Regions from separate parts of the Homo sapiens genome. Here region 2 is linked to region 1. A link is an interaction called in ENCODE POLR2A ChIA-PET data of the cell type or tissue named here. Cell type or tissue: PC-9. All regions are shown on one strand.

Region 1 (4,000 bases):
CAGCCACAGAGTGGGGAGCCATGGGCCAGGAAAGATCTCTTGGCTGTGTGGATTAGGTGAAAGGGCTGCACCTGAAACCTCCAAATGGGCTGAGAACAGGGAGCTTAGGGCTGAGGTGGGAAGTGGCATGGAGCGGGTGCATGGAGGTGGTACCCTCCATGCTTTTGTTTGCATGGCCCTGCCTCCAGGCCACTTTGGCCACCATCTCCATGCAAACACCAGCTCAGAAGAGGAAGGCAGGCTCATTAGGAGAAGCCGTGAGTTGGGGATCTGAAAATCTGGGTTCGCTAAATGACTCCTTTACCTCAGTGTGCTGTGTATGTTCTTGGGCGAATCATTTCACCTCTTTGGGCCTATTTCCTTCATGTTAACATGGGATAATTGCTGAAGTGGACTTTCGTAAGGCTCAAAGCACTCTGTATTGTGAAAAGGGCTCTCTGAATGGTATCTGAGGTTTCTTTTATTCTCCTCATCCCTCTCCTCAGTCTTTACACTGCCAAAGCCCTCTTTCCCACTCTGACATTCTCCTTGGGCCACTGGCAGTCTCTACCTGTCACTCCCCCTGCTGCTCTCTATTACCCTTCTCACCACAGGCCACAGCCCTGGATTCTGCCTTCCTCTACCCACCACTTCCCCAGTGGTTTCTGCCAGACTTCCCCTCCCCTGGCAAAGGCCCTTGGGCTCAGACCTCAGACTCCAGGATCCACCTCTAGGCACTGCCCCGCTTGGTGGGAGTGAGGCCTAAGAAAGGAAAAGAAGGCGGTAGGCCAGGGCCTGAGTCAGGGAAGGAAAGGCTGGAGCTGGCCAAGTAGGGTGCAGGCTCTGAGGGGGAAGAAGGAGCCCCAGATTCATGGGAAGGTAAATTCTGACTACCCCCATCACTGGGACCAGGTGAGAGCCTCTCAACGGACCAGCCAAGAGCACTAAGCTGCATTTTGTGGATGCCTAAAGAGATGCACTGAGGCCGGGCACGGTGGCTTATGCTTGTAATCCCAGCGCTTTGGGAGGCCGAGGTGGGCGGATCACTTGAAGTCAGGAGTTCGAGATCAGTGTGGCCAACATGGTGAAACCCTGTCTCTACTAAAAATATCAAAATTGGCTGGGCGCGGTGGCTCACGCCTGTAATCCTAGCACTTTGGGAGGCCACGGTGGGCGGATCACGAGGTCAGGAGATCAAGACCATCCTAGCTAACATGGTGAAACCCCGTCTCTACTAAAAATACAAAAAATTAGCCGGGAGTGGGGGCGGGCACCTGTATCCTAGCTACTCGGGAGGCTGAGGCAGGAGAATGGTGTGAACCCGGGAGGCAGGGCTTGCAGTGAGCTGAGATCGCGCCACTGCACTCCACCCTGGGTGACAGAGCGAGACTCTGTCTCAAAAAAAAAAAATCGAAATTAGCAGGACATGGTGGTACGCTCCTGTAATCCCAGCTACTCAGGAGGCTGAGGTAGGAAAATCGCTTCAACCCGGGGGACGGAGGTTGCAGTGAGCTGAGATTGTACCATCGCACTCCAGCCTGGGTGACAGAGTGAGAATCTGTCTCAAAAAAAAAAAAAAAAAAAAAGACACATTGACCTGCCAGGGATAAGAAATAAGCTCAAGTTGGAGTACCGTAGAGGCTAGGCTGCTGTAAAAAAGAATGGACAGGCTCTCCGTGTACTGATGTGGGATCCTGAATCCTGTCCAAGGTTTATCAAAGGAAAAGAAGCAAAGTGCAGAACAGCGTGGAGAGTATGTTAACTAGGAAGAGTAATATATCCAGAATCCAGCCACCCCTCACTACTGCTATTGCTATAAACCTGGTCCGAGACCACCAACATGTCTGGCCTATATTGTGCCATTACCTCCTAATAGGTCACTCGTATTCTACCTTTGCTCCCCTGAAATCTATTCTCAACACAGCAGCCAGCTTGAGCCTTTTAAATTAAAAAACTCATTTCACACTCAATATTCGGCAATAGTTCCTCATTTCACTCAGCATAAAAGCTCAAATTCTTAGGCCCTCTATGACCTGCCCCCATTCCCACCTCCAGCTCGATTTCCACTTCTTTTTTCTATAGTGCCTATCATCTAATAACATATACATACTTTAAAAAATGTTTATAGTTTGTCCTCTCCACCCCCTAAAATGTAAGCTTCACAAGTACAAGGATCTGTTTTGTTCACTGCTGCATCCAAAGACCCACAGTGACATATAATATACACTCAATAACTCAATATTTGTTGAATGAATGAAGATGCAGTCTATGCACAGACTGGAATGTTCTCCAAGAAACTGGTAACCATGGTTGCCTCCAGGGGGAGCGCTAAAGGATTGGGGGATAGACGTGGAGACTTTTAACTATTAGAGTTCTTTTTTTTTTTTTTTTTTTTTTATAAGACGAAGTCTTGCTGTGTCACCCAGGCTGGAGTGCAATGGTGCAATCTTGGCTCACTGCAACCTCCACCTCCTGGGTTCAAGCCATTCTCCTGCCTCAGCCTCCCAGGTAGCTGGGACTACAGGCATGTGCCACCACGTCCAGCTAATTTTTTTGTATTTTTAGTAGAGATGGGGTTTCACCATGCTGGCCAGGCTGGTCTCGAACTCCTGACCTCAAGTGATCCACCCACCTCGGCCTTGTCCCAAAGTGCTGGGATTACAGATGTGAGCCACCGCGCCCGGCCTTTTTTTTTTTTTTTTTTTTTGAGACAGAGTTTCATTCTTGTCCCCCAGGCTGGAGCGCAGTGGCATGATCTCAGCTCACCGCAAACTCTGCCTCCCGGGTTCAAGTGATTCTCCTGTCTCAGCCTCCCAAGTAGCTGGGATTACAGGCACTCACCACCTCGCCCAGCTAATTATTTTTAGTAGAGATGCAGTTTCACCATGTTGGCCAGGCTGGTCTAGAACTCCTGACCTCAGGTGATCTGCCCGCCTCTGCCTCCCAAAGTGCTGGGATTACAGGTGTGAGCCACTGTACCTGGCCTGGCCTAAAGTTCTTTACTCTGGGCATATATCACCTTTACAAAAAGAATCTAGAAAAAAAAAAGAGTTAACTAAGAAGAAGGCTGAGGAAGAGCTGGTCCCAGGCAGGGAGGAAGAGGGCACTATCTATAATCTCCAGGCCAGTGCCCCAAGTGACAAAGGGCTGGGGGATGATAACTGGCCCCCCAGGAGGGGCCAGAGAATGCTGGATGGGAATCCCAGGGAAATACTGAACAGTCCCAAACAGGCTGGCTCTGAGGTTTGGGGGGCTGTGGGTGGGCAGATCAGTAAGCATAAGCACCCCCTGAGCAAGACGATACACATGGCTGGTGTATATCTACCACCGGGAGTAACTCATGGAAAATACCAGCTGTGGCTACCAAGAGGAAGTAAAGAGCCAATTCTGCTCAATCTAGCTGTTTATGTCCTGATAGGGCTGTGTCATGATAAGCCTGAGGGACCTGTGTGGCCACACAGGTGTCTTTCTCTGGTAACTTTGTATGTGAGCTGGGAGCTCTTGTAGCTCATGGGGTCCTACTTCCTTGATGAGCTGGGGACTAGCCTCAGCGCAGTGCTTTCCCCAAGATCCTCAGAGGCAGGAAGCTGCCTGGACCAGGTCTTCTATTTGGGAAAGGGCTGGGTCCTCTGGGTTTCCACACACCCTTGGCCTCACAGATGAAGACCCTACTCAAGCTGGGTCCCCTCCTTACCCACAGATTGAGAGGAACCTGAACTGTCTTCCACCCTCCCCACTCAGGAACCAGTGAGTCAGAAAACCTGGCTTTCAATCTTGGTTCTATTCAGGACAAGCTCCTTCCCTCCCTGGTCTGCACCCTTGCTCCCAGACCGTTCTAGTGCTGACTTTTTCTGATTCCCCTTTAGACACTTATAATCTTGGGCCTCAAGGCCTATGGATTATATTTATAATTCAGTGATTCTCAAACAGGTTTCTTAGGGGGCAGTCCATTCTTGGTACTATGAGGGTATGGTAAGATCAACCATCTGAGCTGGTGGGCTCACTGTGCCAAGCTTGGAGG
Region 2 (4,000 bases), 68 kb before region 1:
GCTGGGCGCGGTGGCTCACGCTTGTAATCCCAGCACTTTGGGAGGCTGAGGCGGGCGGATCATGAGGTCAGGAGATCAAGACCATCCTGGCTAACACGGTGAAACCCCGTCTCTACTAAGAATATAAAAAGAAAACTAGCCGGGCGTGGTGGCGGGCACCTGTAGTCCCAGCTACTTGGGAGGTTGAGGCAGGAGAATGGCGTGAACCCGGGAGGCGGAGCTTGCAGTGAGCCGAGATTGCGCCACTGCACTCCAGCCTGGGAGACAGAGCGAGACTCCATCTCAAAAAATAAATAAATAAATAAATAAATAAATAAATAAATAAATAAATAAAGGCCATGAGTGGTGGTGCACTCCTGTAGTCCCAGCTACTTGGGAGGCTGAGGCGGGAGGATCCTTAGAGTCCGCAAGTTCCTGTAGTGAGCTATTATGCCACCGCACTACAGCCTGGGTGACAGAGCAAGACCCTGTCTCTAAATTCTAAAAATTAAAAAAAAAAAAAAAAAAAGAATGAGGGAGTGGGTGCTAGGTGCCTCCCTTTTTTGGCCAGGAGGAGCAAGTGCCAGGCATGGGGGGAGTCCACATACTACCCAGTCTTCAGTCTTCTCAGGACTCCCTTCCCCACCTCTTGGGAGCTGCCTGGGGAAGCCAGCACAGGTGGGAAGGGCTGGAAGGGGCTGCTCCCCACAGTACTGAATGCTGCATGAACCACCCCCCATACCACAAACACAGCGAAGCATGACTTAGGAAAAGCCTCCAGTGGGTGGTCCAAGGACGACCTGTATCAGTTCTGATTAGAAATGAAGATTCCTGGGCTCAGCCAGCCCAGACTTACTAGAACGCAAGCTGAGCAAGGACAGGGCCTTGGTAAGTTTTGTTCTACTGCATCCCCCGTGCCTGGAAAAGTGCCCAGCACAGGACAGTGTTCAATAAATATTTGTGGATTGAATGAATGAGCCAGAAACCTTAAGATTGGGGGGTGAGAAACCTGAATTTTTAACAGGTCCTCCAAGTGATTCAGAAGCTTTGGTCTGTGACAGAGATAGAGAATTCAGAGTCCAAGGACAACAAAAGCTCTTATCACTTGTTATTGGTATTGTAATGACCTGTCTTTATGCAGGCTCTCCTGCCTGCGCCTGTTCTCCAGAGAGTCTGTGGAATCCCAGAGGGCAGGGTCTTGATCTTCTCATCTATATAGTTAATCCCCTGCAACCTAGCACAGGGCCGGGCACACACAGTATGTGTTTAATAAATAAATGTTAGTGAGTGAAGAAATGAATAGTCACAGATTGTCTCAAGTAGAAAATCAGAAAGAAAAACAGATAGGAAATAGGAGAGGCAGGGAGACTTGGGGAGGGGGATGGAAACAGTAAAATATACTAAGGTTCAAAGGCAGGCAGCTCAGGAGAGAGAAAGAAATAATAGTTTATATCTGTACAGCCTGAGCCTCTTTCACATACATGACCTCACTTACCCTGCCAGACTTCCCAGGGTACTAGGTATTATTAGCCCATTATACAGGTGAGATAAATGAGGTTAGGAAGGTCACGAGACTTGCCCAGAGGTGATTCGGCTAGAAGGGCAGGGCTGACACTGGAAAGAAACAGAAGGACCAATAAAGACAGAGATGAAAGCAGAGATAGCAAATGAGATCAGGAGACAGAGTGAGAGCCAGAGGTGAGACCCAGCGGGCAGGAGAGTAACCCACGCTCTTTCATAAGAGTAAAGCCCCCTCCCTCGCTCTCAAGTTCGTCAGCCACAGCTCCAGCCTGCGGGAGGCTGGGGATCGCCAGGAGAGCAGCGAGGGGGGCGGAGCCCGGAGTGCGGGCAAAGGCCCCCCCAGCTCCATGCTCCAAGACCCCCTAGACAACCCTTGGGGCTGGGGTCTTCTGCCTGCCCCCCAACACATGCGGGCTGTGGGGAGACCCAGGGCGCGCCTCGCCCCTCGCCCCTCCCCCCTCCCCCGCCGGCTCAAACAAAGGAGCCCCGGCGCGCGGCCAGGCTCAGGCGGCGCCGCGCAAAGAGCGGGTGGCGGGCGCGCGCAAAGCCCGGGAGCGCGCAGACTTGGCTGTGCGCTCGCCCGGTTCGGCCCGGCTACCTGGGGTTACTGGAGTTCCAGTAGACTACGTGGCGGAGGCTGGAGCCCCCGCGCAGAGGGGAGCCGAGGAACGCGGCCCAGAGGACAGTCCGCAGCAGGGGCAGCAGCCGCATCGCCCCCGAGGTCCGGTTTGGTCTGGCCTGGCAGGTCCCGGCCCGCTTCACAGTCGAGGAGAGAAAGGTACAAAGTGAAGAGGGAAGTTGCGGAAAGGGGAGTGGGGTACGGAGATTCACTGACCCCGCCCCTGAATAACTTTCCGCCAATGGGAGCGCGTCTCCTCCTCTCCACCCAGCGCCAACTCCAGTTAACCCTCTGTGCACCGCAGCGCGCGCCAGGTTCGCCAAAGCTTCCACTGAGGCTGCACCGCACTGCGAGGGGGCGGGAAGGAAGGACGTATTCCAACAGCAGTATTTTTAGGGAGGTCATCTCTTTCGTGTCTGCTTTAGTGCAGGGTAGACTGCCTTATTAGAAGTTTGGAAGATTTTAAATAAGGGTACATAACCTTTGCCCAGATAGGGGAAAGTGAGGCGCGGGCGAGGATCCATGAAGCCTGTCCAACCACCTTCATGCACTGCCCCGTTTTCTTTGCACATCTAGGGACAGTGCAAGCGGAAGGGACAACACAGCTCTGGGACCACCTTCCCTAAAGAGCCTTAGGTGGCGCGCTAGATGCTCACTTTAGGATTGGCGTCTGTCCCTTGCCGCTCCACACCTTCGTTCCGGGCTGGGGGCCCACGCGGCCCCAGTCCCTAAGACGAAGTAATGAGGTGGTTGCGGCCTGTACAAAGCACCTTTGTTCCCGATCCCTCAGGTGGCGGCGGCGGAGGGGGAGGAGGCAGGTGCGCGGCCTTGGGATCGTGGGAGCAGCCGCCGCCCCGCTCCGCCCTGGCTCCTGGGCTCTGGGAGCATCAGCCAGATCCACTTTTCCCAGCCAATGGTCAGAGTGGGGACGGCAGGTCCAACAGCTTGACAGATTGCGCCGAAAGCCACCCCAGTCTGGGCAGAGGGAAGCTGCGAGCATCCCGGGGACACACGCCGACCCTTTCTGGTACTCCCGCCCCACACAGCCCGCCCTCGTCTGAGGCGGCAGCGTCTTCTGGCGGCCAAACCTGGAACCGCAGCAGGAGCGACCCGGGTTCTAGAAGCAGACAAACTCTGGGGAACGCTCCCAAGATGTCACGTTTATTGCAACTGAGCAGAGACAGGCTGTGCGGACCTTCCTCAATCCCGTCCAACCCCCAGCCCCTCCCCAAGCCCCCGCTGCAACTACGCCGGCAGGTCCGCAGAGTGTTGCTTGACAGCGCGTGGCGGTGCCCGGAGTCTTAAGACACCGCCAGTCTCTGGCGCCTTCAGTCATGGTAGGGGACTCCAGAGGGCACGCCCGCCTCTTGAAGCCCTAAGTCCGGCTTGGAGGCAGCGGAACCTCCGGAGAGGTCAGAGGTAGAGCGAGGACACTGTCGGAGGCGGTGGCGCTGGTCTGGATTGCGGGAAGCCAAGAAAAAAGAGTCAGAGGCCCCTTTCCCCCAGGTCACTCGCCCCGCCCACCCATGCCCAGGGCTCCTCCTACCTGGAGGGTACCACTAGGGGCGGGATTCCAGCCCCTGGGCCGGGCAGGTCACCCGATGGGCACCGGCCCTGGGGGTCGGCAGGCAGTGGCTTCCTTGGGGGTGGGGGCTTGGCTGGCCCCTGAGACTGAGGGAGAGAAGGCAGGAGGCCGGCTTAGGTGGGGGGGTGTCATGTTGCCCACCCCCAACGCACTGGTGCTGGGGAACACCAGCTTGGGGGCAGCACCAGCGGTCACCCTTGTCTGCAAACAAACCTGTCACCATTAAAGGCACCACCGGGATATGTGCCCTCATGCACTGAGGGGGCATCTCGCCACGGCCACCACCGTCATGGCTA

The links. ChIA-PET counts read pairs that join two places held together with the same protein. Peaks named below come from ENCODE experiments on the same cell type or tissue, not always from the same donor. Only the 100,000 strongest peaks of a DNase experiment are listed, where the experiment ranks them.
Region 2: POLR2A ChIA-PET joins it to region 1 with 6 read pairs; 19 of 35 experiments call an interaction of 5 or more read pairs at or near these places.

The regions. Positions count from the first base shown.
Region 1 is chr1:154,994,168-154,998,167 of GRCh38, reverse strand. LENEP (lens epithelial protein) reads right to left here. Exons shown (of 1, transcript NM_001394530.1): 1 at 3,853-4,000. Among named protein-coding and RNA genes, the nearest start is that of LENEP, 2.6 kb to the right of the region's middle. In PC-9, CTCF peaks have their summits at 2,092 and 2,291 (motif pointing right); a DNase peak (open chromatin) is centred at 2,297; H3K27ac peaks cover 1,476 bases.
Region 2 is chr1:155,062,035-155,066,034 of GRCh38, reverse strand. It overlaps ADAM15 (ADAM metallopeptidase domain 15), which reads right to left. Exons shown (of 23, transcript NM_207197.3): 22 at 3,666-3,790; 23 at 3,260-3,575. The coding sequence ends at 3,533. It overlaps EFNA4-EFNA3 (EFNA4-EFNA3 readthrough), which reads right to left and starts at 2,295. Exons shown (of 5, transcript NM_001407761.1): 1 at 2,099-2,295. The coding sequence starts at 2,211. It overlaps EFNA4 (ephrin A4), which reads right to left and starts at 2,295. Exons shown (of 4, transcript NM_005227.3): 1 at 2,099-2,295. The coding sequence starts at 2,211. It overlaps DCST1-AS1 (DCST1 antisense RNA 1), which reads left to right and starts at 2,044. Exons shown (of 4, transcript NR_040773.1): 1 at 2,044-2,278. It also overlaps ADAM15-EFNA4. RefSeq lists an enhancer at 843-1,344 and silencers at 1,835-1,984, 2,275-2,424, 2,805-2,894. In PC-9, no CTCF peak of the experiment used is centred here; a DNase peak (open chromatin) is centred at 2,324; H3K4me3 peaks cover 1,612 bases.